Linked DNA regions of Homo sapiens: regions 1 and 2 are each linked to region 3. A link is a contact called in ENCODE Hi-C or POLR2A ChIA-PET data. All regions are on one chromosome and are shown on one strand. The core of a region is the stretch at or near the end of the contact, and the rest is flanking DNA. Distances in the headings are between cores, read along the strand shown.

Evidence for each region. A loop is a pair of places that touch in the nucleus more often than their neighbours do. ChIA-PET counts read pairs that join two places held with the same protein, here RNA polymerase II (POLR2A). Pooled maps may share reads with other maps.
Region 1: a loop to region 3 is called in a pooled map, with 5 times the contacts of the local background. The contact joins two enhancer-like sites. A Hi-C loop is called at or near these places in 5 of 168 maps with a recorded cell type or tissue (GM23248, left cardiac atrium, mucosa of descending colon and 2 more) and 3 of 50 pooled maps. POLR2A ChIA-PET finds 5 or more read pairs at or near these places in 4 of 52 experiments (SK-N-SH, activated CD4-positive, alpha-beta T cell, activated T-cell and 1 more).
Region 2: a pooled map shows a loop between it and region 3 (2.9-fold over the local background). The contact joins two enhancer-like sites. A Hi-C loop is called at or near these places in 1 of 168 maps with a recorded cell type or tissue (breast epithelium) and 3 of 50 pooled maps. POLR2A ChIA-PET finds 5 or more read pairs at or near these places in 1 of 52 experiments (Panc1).

The regions. Positions count from the first base shown.
Region 1 is chr2:177,351,182-177,355,602 of GRCh38, reverse strand. The region is part of intron 1 of LOC100130691 (Putative uncharacterized protein FLJ44553); the gene reads left to right. Among named protein-coding and RNA genes, the nearest start is that of AGPS, 39 kb to the left of the region's middle. Within about 2 kb of position 2,267, at least 5 of the 41 ENCODE cell types and tissues checked have a DNase peak (open chromatin) inside an H3K27ac peak, as active enhancers do.
Region 2 is chr2:177,293,754-177,297,951 of GRCh38, reverse strand. All of the region lies in intron 8 of LOC100130691 (Putative uncharacterized protein FLJ44553), which reads left to right. Among named protein-coding and RNA genes, the nearest start is that of MIR6512, 18 kb to the left of the region's middle. Within about 2 kb of position 2,308, at least 4 of the 41 ENCODE cell types and tissues checked have a DNase peak (open chromatin) inside an H3K27ac peak, as active enhancers do.
Region 3 is chr2:177,722,759-177,726,852 of GRCh38, reverse strand. All of the region lies in intron 12 of PDE11A (phosphodiesterase 11A), which reads left to right. It overlaps PDE11A-AS1 (PDE11A antisense RNA 1), which reads right to left. Exons shown (of 5, transcript NR_136171.1): 5 at 3,564-3,764. Among named protein-coding and RNA genes, the nearest start is that of PDE11A-AS1, 51 kb to the right of the region's middle. Within about 2 kb of position 2,017, at least 2 of the 41 ENCODE cell types and tissues checked have a DNase peak (open chromatin) inside an H3K27ac peak, as active enhancers do.

The DNA.
Region 1 (4,421 bases), core at 1,018-3,517, 370 kb after region 3:
GGCCACCATTTGCAAGAGCAGATATGCAGAAGATCCCTGGCCAGCCTCCTCATACCTACCTTCATTGCTATGTGGAGACAATAGAATCATTAAAAGTTATGGGCTGGACATGGTGGCTAACACCTGTAATCCCAGCACTTTGGGAGACCGAGATGGATGGATCGCTTGAGTACAGCAGTTTGAGACCAGCCTGGGCAACATGATGAAACCCTGTCTCTACAAAAAAAAAAAAAAAAAAAAAATTAGCCAGCCTTCATGGCACATGCCTGTGGTCCCAGCTACTCAGGAGGCTGAGGTGGGAGGATCACCTGCGCCTGACAGGTCAGGGCTGCAGTGAGCCAAGATTGCACCACTGCACTCCAGCCTGACAGAGTAAGACAATATATCAAAAAAAAATTTTTTTCATAGACCAATGGAACACAATACAGAACCCAGAAATAAACTCAAATACTTACGGGCAACTGATCTTTGACAGAGCAAAGAAAAACATAAAGTGGGGAAAGGACACCCTTTTCAACAAATGGTGCTGTGATAATTGGCTAGCCACATGTAGGAGAATAAAAGTGGAACCTCATCTCTCACCTTATACAAAAGTCAACTCAAGATGGATTAAGGACTTAAATCTAGGACCTGAAACTGTAAAAATTCTAGAAGATAACATTGGAAAAACCCTCTAGACATTGGCTTAGACAAGGATTTCATGACCAAGAACCCAAAAGCAAATGCAATAAAATCAAAGATAAATAGTTGGGACTTAATTAAACTAAAGAGCTTTTGCACAGCAAAAGGAACAGTCAGCAGAGTAAATAGACAACCCACAGAGTGGGAGAAAATCTCCACAATGTATACATCTGACAAAGGACTAATATCCAGAATCTACAATGAACTCAAACAAATCAGTAAGGAAAAACAAACAATCCCATCAAAAAGTGCGCTAAGGATATGAATAGACAATTCTCAAAAGAAGATATACAAACGGTGAACAAACATATGAAAAAATACTCAACATCACTAATGATCGGGGAAATGCAAATCAAAACCACAATGCAATACCACCTTACAAGAATGGTGATAATCAAAAAATCAAAAAACAGTAAATGTTGGTGTGGATGCAGTGATCAGGGAACACTCCTACACTGCTGGTGGGAATGTAAACTAGTACATCCTGTATGGAAAACAGTGTGGAGATTCCTTAAAGAGCTAAAAGTAGAACTAAAATTTGATCCAGCAATCCCACTACTGGGTATCTACCCAGAGGAAAACAAGTCATTATTCGAAAAAGAACATGGACATGCATGTTTATAGCAACACAATTTGCAGTTGCAAAATCGTGGAGCCAACCCAAATGCCCATGAATCAACGAGTGCATAAAGAAACTGTGATATAGGCTGGGCACACTGGTTTATGCCTGTAATCCCAGCACTTTGGGAGGCCGAGGTGGGCGGATCACCTGAGGTCAGGAGTTTGAGACCAGCCTGGCCAACATGGCAAAACCCCGTCTCTCCTAAAAGTACAAAAATTAGCCAGGCATGGTGGCGGGTGCTTGTAATCACAGCTACTCAGGAGGCTGAGGCAGGAGAATCGCTTGAACCCGGGAGGCGGAGTTTGCAGTAAGCTGAGATCGCACCACTGCACTCCAGCCTGGGCGACGAGAGCAAGACTCCATCTCAAAAAAAAAGAAAAAGAAAGAAACTGTTATATTTATATATATAAATATATATATTTATATATATTTTTATATATATATAAATATATATATTTATATATATATAATATATATGATGGAATACTGCTCAGCCATAAAAAGGAATGAATTAATGGCATTTGCAATGACCTGGATGAGACTGAAGACTATTATTCTAAGTGAAGTAACTCAGGAATGGAAAACCAAACATCCTGTGTTCTCACTGATATGTGGAAGCTAAGCTATGAGGACGCAAAGGCTTAAGAATGATACAATGGGCTTTAGGGGACTTGGGGGGAAGGGTGGGAGGGGGCAAGGGATAAAAGACTACAAACAGGGTGCAGCGTATACTGCTCAGGTGATGGGTGCACCAAAATCTCACAAATCACCACTAAAGAACTTACTCATGTAACCAAATAACACCTGTACCCCCGTAACCTATAGGAAAAAAAATTAAGTTATAAAGGTATATTTATTTCTATGGTTAAAGAAAAAATTCCCCTTGTTATAGAAAACTGAGGTGTCTGGAAAAGAAGCCTGAGACTTGGCTGCCCTGGGGAAGGATCCTAGGCGGCTGTGGTTGAAGAAACTTACATGAACCCACGTCCTTGGCAAGAGTGCTTGGTTTCCTGAATTGTTAGGAAAGTTGTTGAGAAACTGAGGACTGTAGTGAAGGGAGAATATTTGTTTTAGACAATAACAGATGATAGTATGAACAAAAACAGGTGGTGGCAATCAATTCCTAGTCGGGAGCCCAGAGAAAGGAATCCACATTTGGATCCTGTCTCAGTTTAATAAGATTCTTTGAAATGTAGCAGAGAAGGCTCCTGTTGCCTTCAGTAAATGGCTTGCTTGCTTTTTTTCCCACTCAAATCTATACAGTATAAGCTTTTGGACCTTGCTTTCCATACTATATTAGACCAAAAGTTGCACTTAGAAAATCTCCATCTTATACAATCTCCTCACTTTAAGTGAGAAAACAAAGGTGCAGACTTGCCAAGCGTCAACCCGTTATTACTAAAATTCCTGTCCCAGAGCTTACTTCATATGACATGAAGTTCCTGTTTCCACAACAGCAGCCAAACCCTATCTGCTCCCTGTTTCCTTCTCCTTTTTGTAATGAAATGATAGAAGTTGGGGACTCGAAATAATTTTCACTGAGTGTATATAACCCTCAGAACCTTTATTATGCTTCACTTCAACAAATATTTACTAAGTAACTACAATGTCCAAGCCTTAGCACTACTAAGTTGTTGTTCCTCCAGCAGATAAGGGCCTCAAACATAGTTGCAGCTAAGATTCTCTCTAAAGGTTTATTTCATCTCCACCCAAAACAGGAAGGCCTGGGAACTTGTACCAATATATTTCTTTCTTTCTTTCTTTTTTTAAGATGGAGTCTTGTTCTGTCATGTTACCCAGGCTGGCATGCAGTGGTGCAATCTTGGCTCACTGCAACCTCTGCCTCCTGGGTTCAAGCAATTCTCCTGCCTCAGACTCCCAAGTAGATGGGACTACAGGTGCATGCAGCCACGCACAGCTAATTTTTGTATTTTTAGTAGAGACAGGGTTTCTCCATGTTGGCCAGGCTGGTCTCAAACTCCTGACCTCAGGTGATCTGCCCACCTCGACCTCCCATAGTTCTAGGATTACAGGCACAAGCCACGGTGCCCAGCCAATATATTTCTTTAACTCAGTACAGCTAACACATATTTACTTATCATCCTTTTCTTTCTAGCTGATTACAGGTTTCCTCTTTTCTTTTTTGTCTTCCTGGTATCCTTGTCTGTTCCCTCTGTTTAAAGTTTTGCACAAGGTTCTGGGAAAGAATTGAGGAATGCTTAGGGTGTGACCCCACAAGCCAAATCTTGCACAGTTTCAGTATATGGGGATTAAGAAAAGATGACTGATTCTTGACGTTCTGGTCTGACTTTGGGCTTGGTTCGAGAGTGTGGGGATTCTAGTGTAATGGAAAAGAGAATATAACTAAAAGTGGTGCAGATTTGTTAGTCTAAAATCTGGTCCCTGCTTAGAGATACTCTGATTCCTCTCACTGCTATGGAACAGACACACACACCCACACACCACCCCAGCTGATGTTGTCACACTCACACACACACACACCACCCCAGCTGATCTTGTCACACACACACCACCCCAGCTGACCTTGTCACACACACACACACACCACCCCAGCTGATCTTGTCAAACACACACACACACACCACCCCAGCTGATCTTGTCAAACACACACCACCCTAGCTCATCTTGTGTGTCTCTCTCACACACACACACCACCCTAGCTCATCTTGTCTCTCTCTCTCTCACACACACACACCACCCCAGCTCATCTTGTCATACACACCACCCCAGCTGATCTTGTCTCTCTCTCTCTCTCTCTCAATCTCACACACACACACACCACCCTAGCTCATCTTGTCTCTCTCTCTCACACACACACACCACCCCAGCTCATCTTGTCATACACACCACCCCAGCTGATCTTGTCTCTCTCTCTCTCTCTCTCAATCTCACACACACACACACCACAGCTGATCTTGTCTCACACACATACACACACACACCACTCCAGCTGATCTTGTCTCTCTGTCTCTCTCTCTCACACACACACACCACCCCAGCTGATCTTGTCTCACACACACACACAACCGCAGCTGATATTGTCTCACACACACACACACACACACAACCCCAGCTGATCTTGTTATACAGACACACC
Region 2 (4,198 bases), core at 1,059-3,558, 430 kb after region 3:
TAAAATATTCTATAAGCCACATATATCTAACCATGAGACCCAACTTAATTCAACTATTCTATCAATTGCCTACTGAGTGCCAGGAACTGTGGTGTACTAGGCCTAGAGTAAGTCGTGAGCAAAACAGACTTTTTCCTGCTATAGGAGCAGAAAGGTGTAGTACCTTTCTTCATCCATCATAAGCGTTACAGTTGACACTCCTATAACAAAAGACAGATTAACAAGAGAAAAGCATAACAAATTTATTTAACCAAAGTTTTACATGAAATGGGAGCCTTTAGAAATGAATAGCCCCCCTCCCCCAAAAAAAAGAAATGAATACCCAAAGATGCAAGGAAAACTGTGTTTTTATGCTGAGGCTCGATGAAGAATGGACAGCCATGTAGAAATGTGACTGGACAAGAGAGTATGATCTTACTGTAATAGACTGAGGAGGAAACCCAGCAAGGCCTGCCTTTCTGTTTAGGTTCTTCTGGGTCTCTTTATGTAGCATTCCTTCCTCCTGAGTATGGGTAGGACCCCTCTGGAATGAGAGTCTCCAGGATAAAAGGGAAAGAATGACCCAGAGGTTTTATGGCTTGCTTTGCAGAAGAGTGGTCCTAGTGTCTAGGACCTGTCTTGGCATAGAGGAATTCTGATTTCTATCCTTGTTTTAGAGAAGAAAAAGAGACAAGAGACAGGAGAGCAGAAGAGGGTCAGAGAACACTTTATTCCGAGGTCCTTCCAGAGTCCTTCAGTTTAAAGTACTCAGCCAAGGGCCGATCATGGTATCTCACACCTGTAATCTCACTACTTTGAGAGGCTGAGGCGGGAAGATCACTTGAGGTCAGGAGTTTGAAATCAGCCTGACCAATATGGTGAAACCCTGTCTACTAAAACACAAAAATTAGCCAGGCATGGAGGCGGGTACCTGTGATCTCAGCTACTTGGGAGGCTGAGGCAGGAGAATCGCTTGAACTCAGGAGGCAGAGGTTGCAGTGAGCCGAGATCGCACTATTGCACTCCAGCCTGGGCGACAGAGTGAGATTCCCTCTCAATAAATAAAAAAAAATAAGTAAAATAAGTAAATAAATAAGTAAAGTACTCAGCCAAGTGAGGTGCCATACTTTGGAGTAACATGTCCTGAGTCCTGACACTGCGCTGAGGATTTAGAAAGTATGATTACCATATACTATATAAAATATAGCCATATATATATAGAAGGAGCATTATACATTTTAATGTCAAGCTATTTATTATTTTGTTTTATTTCTTTATTTTATAGAGACAAGGTCTTATTATGTTGCCCAGGTTGGAGTGTCTATGCATAGGGCGCGATCATAGTGCACTGCAGCCTTCAACTCCTGGCCTCAATGGATCCTCCCGGCCTCATCCTCCCAAGGCTATTTATTATTTTGTTATATTGGTAGGTAGGTCTCTTACCAACTGGATAAAATGCTCCTTGAAGGCAGGGGCCATGTCTTTACTTCTCTGGTATACTCCAAAGTGCTGAGCATTTAATAGGCATCCAGTGGAGAGCAACCCAGTTGAAAACATTAGTGCCTCATGTCTGCATGAACCAAGCTTGCCTTCCAGCTCCTCACAGAATCTCTGTGGGAATAAGTAACATGATTGGAAAACATGAAATAACTTACTATGTAAGTGATCATTTTACACTTTATGTCATCACCAATAGGTGGCACCATCAATTTTAAAATTATATAGCCCAAAATTGTACATATTGATGGTGTTTGTTCAATAGATGTTTACTGGACTCCATGTATGTAGAAACTTCTCAGCTCGCCACTACCACCAGAGTAAAAATAAAAGTATTACAGACACGCTTTATCATACTTTCTTTTCTAGTAATACCCTAAAAAACATGTATTTCCACTTTCAGATTTCATCCCCGTTTTAAAAAAACAACATCTAAATCTTGGATAACACAAAAACAACGGTTTTACAATTTTGTCCTTTTGTGTTTGTGTGTATGTGTGTGCATTCCAACCCAGCTTAATATCTTATTGTAAAAGGGAAAAAGGGATGCAAAAATAAATAAAAAGCAAATTTAAAAACCTGGGTTTTAGTGGGGGAAGGGGACCTATCAGCAGAATTTAACCCGAGTTGGCTTTCAGTTAACACAATTTACCACTCCTCTCTTTCTTTCCTTTTGGAAGATAACAAAAGTTTGATTCAGGCACAGAAGAATTATTTCAACAGCTTCCAAGTCCGCATAATCCCATCTGGAGATAATAAAAGGCCCCATTCCTCTGTGTTTATTTCAAGAGGTTCGTTCTTTGGAATGACCTGAGGTTGCAAACTGTAGAACAGTTGCCAGCTGAAGAGAACTGCAGCTTGAATGCTACTCAGGAAGTCTCTATGGACCTGGGATAACTCCTCTGAGATTTCCTTAGTGTAGAAAGAGGCCCCTGTGCCCTTCCTTCTCTACAAGATGAGGGCAAAAAAGGGACAAAAGAGAAAAAGAGGGGAAAGGGAGCAGTGAGGAAATTAAACTGCAGTATTTGCATCAAACACCATATAATAGTCACTAATTCACTAATTTATCCACCTACTGCTGAGAGAATAGGAAACTCTGCCCAAGTCTGCCTTTTTTTTTTTTTTTTTTTTTTTTTTGAGACGGAGTCTTGCTGTATCGCCCAGGCTGGAGTGAAGTGGCGCAATCTCGGCTCACTGCAAGCTCCGCCTCCTGGGTTCACGCCATTCTCCTGCCTCGGCCTCCCGAGTAGCTGGGACTGCAGGCGCCCGCCACCATGCCTGGCTAATTTTTTGTATTTTTAGTAGAGACGGGGTTTCACCATGTTAGCCAGGATAGTCTCGATCTCCTGACCTCATGATCCGCCCGCCTTGGCCTCCCAAAGTGCTAGGATTACAGACGTGAGCCACCGCGCCTGGCCGTCTGTGCCTCTTTTTACTGAATGTCTTTAAAGTGCGATGAATGGCATTAGGGAGTTGGGAAGATGCACAGAGGGAACATAGAAGGGTTTTTGTCATTCAGGAGCTTCCAATCTAGTAAACCATAAGAGTGTCTTGTATAGTGGTGGTTAGAAAGGCAGGCTGCTTTATTCATTTGTACCACAACTCCACCACCTATGCACATTTGTGCTAATTTCAAGCAAAGGGGAATATGGATCCACCTTTACACTACTCTGCAAAAAAGAAAAATTACCTATCCTCCTCTGATGTTTTTAGAAATTCGAAATAAATTTTAAATGAAGTAAAGCAATGAGGCAAAGTTTTTATTTCAAACCATGAGCCCTTCTCTCCCCACTAGTTGAGAATCTCTATGATACTTATTCAATGTGATGAAAGATTGCTCAGGCTCAGAAAGGGGCAAGTTATGATTGGAGACAATGACTTTGCAACATAATCAATTCATCTAGTTTTGCTATTACCTTGACAGCCTAGGTCCAGGAGCAGGGAAATTAGATGGTGTCCTATTCAGAGTTGGGAATGGCAAGACTGGCTCATGGGCCAGGGATGATGAAACCAGCATGCTGGTCAAAGCCTTTGCTAAATATCTCCCCATGGAGCCCAGGCTCAGAAATGGCTGTCCAGCCTTTTGCAGCCCTTCCTAGGCTGCCATAAAAATGTACCACCAGGCAGCTTCAAACAACAGAAATGTATACTCTCACAGTTCTGGAAGCTAGAAGTCCAAGACTAAGGGATTGGCGGGATTGGTTTTTTCTGAGGTCTCCAAAGGAGAATCTGTTTCATGCCTCTTTGCCAGCTTCTGATGGTGGCTGGCAATTGCTGGTATTCCTTGTCTTGTAGATGCATCACTCACATCTCTGTCTCCATCTTCACATGATGTTCTCACTATATTTCTGCATCTTCACATGGCCCTCTTCACGTGGACATTAGTCTTGTTGGATTAAGGGCCCACTCTACTTCTCTAGTATGACCTCATCTTAATTAGTTACATCTACAATGACACTATTTCCCCCAATAAGCTCACATTCTGACGTACTGAGGGCTAGGACTTCAACATATTTCACCGAGGGCACAAAATTCAGCCTGCAACAGGCCTGATGGCAGGGAAGAGAGCTGAGTGTTGTAGGGGGAGAAGGAGGGACTAAGGGCTGGTCAGAGTGGCAGGGAGTACAGGGTGGAATTCTCAACACTCAGGAATGGTGGAGGTGGCTTTGGTCTCAAATTGATCCAAGTTTAGGATAACTATATTGGTTCATGCAGATTTAAT
Region 3 (4,094 bases), core at 768-3,267:
GTGTGTAAACATATTGCCATACAAAAAAAAAGAATGTGAGTCTTGGACTCTTCCAACATAAAATAAATACCTTATATTTTTGCACCCAGACTAAAATTTAAACACAAAATCAGAACGCCAAATGAAATGCATTTTCCTTTGGTCCAAATGAACAAAGACAATTCTGCTTCTTTCTCAAAAAAAAAAAAAAAACTCTGCCTCATTTTCTGCCTATTAAAATTTTACTCATCCTTTAAGGCATTCATCTAGTGCCAGTTTTTCTACAAAGTCTTCCCCTTTCTCCCAAATCATCAATAATTACTTCTTTCCCTGTACTGTATCTAGTACAACACATCTTTCTTGCTACTGTGTATTTTAAGTTACAAATCTGTCATCCTCCTATAGAGTAAGCTGCTGAGGGAAGAGATCATTTCTTGTTTTTTCAACAGCATCTACTTATTTGCTCAACCACCATTTATTGAGGGTCACACCAGCACCCTGCACTCTGTCATGTACTTGGTGGGTTTTCAAAAAATGTATGTTGAATTGACATGAGCTGAAATGTGCATCTAGCATAAGATGGGGCCAGAATGTCTTTTATACTAGGGACTTGTGCTTTGGGTCCTCAACTGCTTAATAAACAGGCAGACTGGCCTGGGAAAACTGGACTGATTCCATTCTTCTGTTGCATCCACCGTTAGAGGAGTGAGCCATCAAGTGAGAAAGGAAGGTGCTTTGAACCATGAGGCTTAATAGCTCAAGTAACAACCATTGCTTGGAAAAAAAAAATCTTCATTTTGTTTTTCCATATCCTACCTCAGTAAACAAGGTATAATGTTTTGTGTACAGATTTCATATGTCTGGCCCACAGAGGACATTCAATAAAAAACTTTTTAACCCATTATTTGGGAAAACCTATGGATTTATGCGAATTGCCAAAATAAGTAAGTAGGAACCCTGTTCAATGAAGGAAAAAGAAATGGCTGTGACATTTTTGAGTTAGAAATGTCAAGGACAGAGACAGATTTTTATAACAAACCTTAAAATAGTTGGAATAGGGGAAACTGGCAAGAGCAGCAGGGTCACAGTGGACACTTAGGAGCAAAAGGAAATATATATCCAGTTTTCTGCAGTGGGTATTTCCATTATATGGGCAATTTTGATCCTTTCCAAGAAATTGAAGAGAATAGAATTCTTAAACTATGTCACCACAATGGGGATGCTCATATCGTCAGAATATTTCCAGGGTACAGTTGTTTTTGCAAGTATGCTCAGCAATCTTGAAGAGCAGCATTGTTGGAGAAGGCTTAGGTTTTGTTTTTTTGCATTCATGCTAACACAGAAAGAGGAGACTTCATTGTCAAATTTCTCTAAGGAGGGTGGGTGGAGGAGATCACAAAACAAAAACATGACTTCAGAAAGAATACAACGTTATTTTGTTCTCCTTCACATTGTATTGAGTAGCCACATCTGGAAAAGATAGTATTTTCTGCTCATTAAATTTTGTTGAACTTAACTAAGGGTTACAGTCAGTTAAAAGTGTCAACATTTGTTTCTCTCTAACGTAAGTATCTTCTCCAAGCTTGACTCTGGTCAATCTGGTTAATCAGAATTTTTTAATTAAGAAAATAATTACAGAAGTAACAAAGACGACTCAATCAGTGTAGCTAAAAATAAATTTAACTCGCTCATCAATTCTCATCTCTGGAATGTGACTCGGCCTATGGTAAAATGATGCCCTATTTCTTACCACCAATGGGCACTCATGCTTTTGGCACTCCTGAAGATTCTAAAAGCCTTTCAATGTTTTGATCTTATCAGTGATTAAAATTCCATTCCAGTGATCTCATATTTCCTGTCTGTGGGTTGTGTTAGAACCAAAATTCTCTATTAATCTGGGGGGAAAAAAGAAAGAAAAGAAAAGAAACTCACCATGTACCAACCATTGGATTCAACCTGGGTCATGTCATAAGGCTAAGAAAGCACAGCGTGTGTGTGCTGAGGCTTCCTCTAGATGGCGCTCCAAGGCAAAGTTTCTCAGCTGGTTTCCAGAAAAGGGGGAAAAAACCTTACCCACCTTCCTTGAAAGTGCTTCTTTTCTTCTAGCACAGGGAATACTGAGGTACACACCCCACCACAAAATAAATGTTTTTCCTAAAAGAGATAGCAACAAAACCAGTCTGTCGGAAAAGAGCATCTCCCATCAGGATGGGCCTGTTTTATGACTGCCACCTTGCATACCGTGCTGTTAAAGTGAATAATAGTGTTCTCCGTGTGACCTTAAATCTGTGATTGTGTATTTTTCCAAGCCTATTGTCTCTGGGAATGGGGAAATGCATAGTTGTGTGTCACTGCTGAACAAATTTTGGCACCACGTACAACAGGACAAGCAAATTATAAATATATGCCCCAGCTTCCTAACCTTTAACCCTAAAATCACTTCACGGGTGGAAAATAAACTTATTGACTCAGCATTGTGTTTTGCAAAAGTATTCAGGTTCATGTGTAGGTAACAAAGCGGTTTTGTTCCTTTAGAAATTAAAAAAAAAAAGAACTACTGTGTAGGACAGGCAAATTGATATAAAATGATGAACATTTTATTCACTGGGAACCCTGTTAATGACTTATTAATTTGTTCCATGCCTCTGGTCTGAAATTTCACATTTATAAATTTGAAAGCTTCAATGTTATTCTTTGTTTTTAAAAAGATATTTAGATAGTTAAAATTTCCCAAATACTTTGAATTCCTCTGACAAATACAGTAGGTAGTGACAGTTATTATTTGTGGTTAAAATGAGGAAGAAAACCTGCAGATGAATGATCATCATATAAATTTTCTTTACTAATAGAAGTTTATAGAACAAATATTCCATCATGCACATACATAATAAATAAATTATAACTATAAATACATGATAAAAGATGAGGGACATATTTCTTATATTCACGATGTAGACTAGATATCGGAAATGACTCTGCTTTTGTTTGTATTCTGTAAAATAAAAGGCATGTAGTGGTGCCAAGGTTGCAGAGACATTTTTTTCGGTTTTATAAATGATGTATGAGCTCTGACAGATTTTCCAAGGGGAAAAAAAAAGATTTCTTTAAGAGTCAGTATTCTTTACTATCCCATAAATGTACTCATTAGCACTTTGAGCCATGCCCTGCATCCTGTAGGGTATCAATAAAGATTAATTGAATGAGTGAATTTAGTTTAGGGTAATATTATTCAAGGAACCATGTTGCTCAGTGTCCAGTTAAAAAAAGCTATAAAATGGTGAACAACTATTATTGCTTGAAATCTTGTTCTTTCTTCATATCACACTAAGGTTCAGCTAGGGTTCATATAGAATATTATGATCTTGCAGAATTCACTGGATATGAAAAGAGAAGAGCACATGATCACATTAAAATTTATGGTGGTGCAGGCAGCGTGGCGCTGGTGGGGAATTGCAGTTAAACACTAATAATAACCAAGTATCACAGCAAACACATTGACACCCCCTGACATTTACTGGGGGCTTCTTAAATCTTAATGTGGAGGTAGCGTGTTTAAATCCATATTTGTGTTGTCAACAAGGTTATTTTCAGAGATAAGCCAAACCATTTTATTGATAATTCAAACTAGAAAGCAGAAGGGATGTTTAGGGAGAAAATCCATCCTATTTACCAGCTTGAGGCTGATGTTCTGTCCTCTGACTGCAGTTTCCAGAAAAGTCCTTGATTTTTGAGGTAGAAAATTCATTCTGGAAGATCTTAGAAGCACAGCTGAAACTCCTCCCTCCCTGTCCAAGAAATACAGAACCAATTGAAATTTTAAATAAAATATTTTTACTCAATAATCAGAATCCTAATCTCAACAGAAATCAAATTCCTTTGTAGACTGTAACACTGGAAGTTACAGAGAGATCTAGATGTTTTGTTCTGTAACTGACTGAAATAAATTAATAAACAGTAATCATATTTGTAATCATCAAACATCATTTTTACATTGTATTTCCTTATCAAAAAAGTAGTAACTTGTTATATTTACTTTAAAATAAATGGCAGCATTATTGTAATACTATAATAAAATCTACATGATAGAATAACCAACTCTTTAATCTTCATGCAAA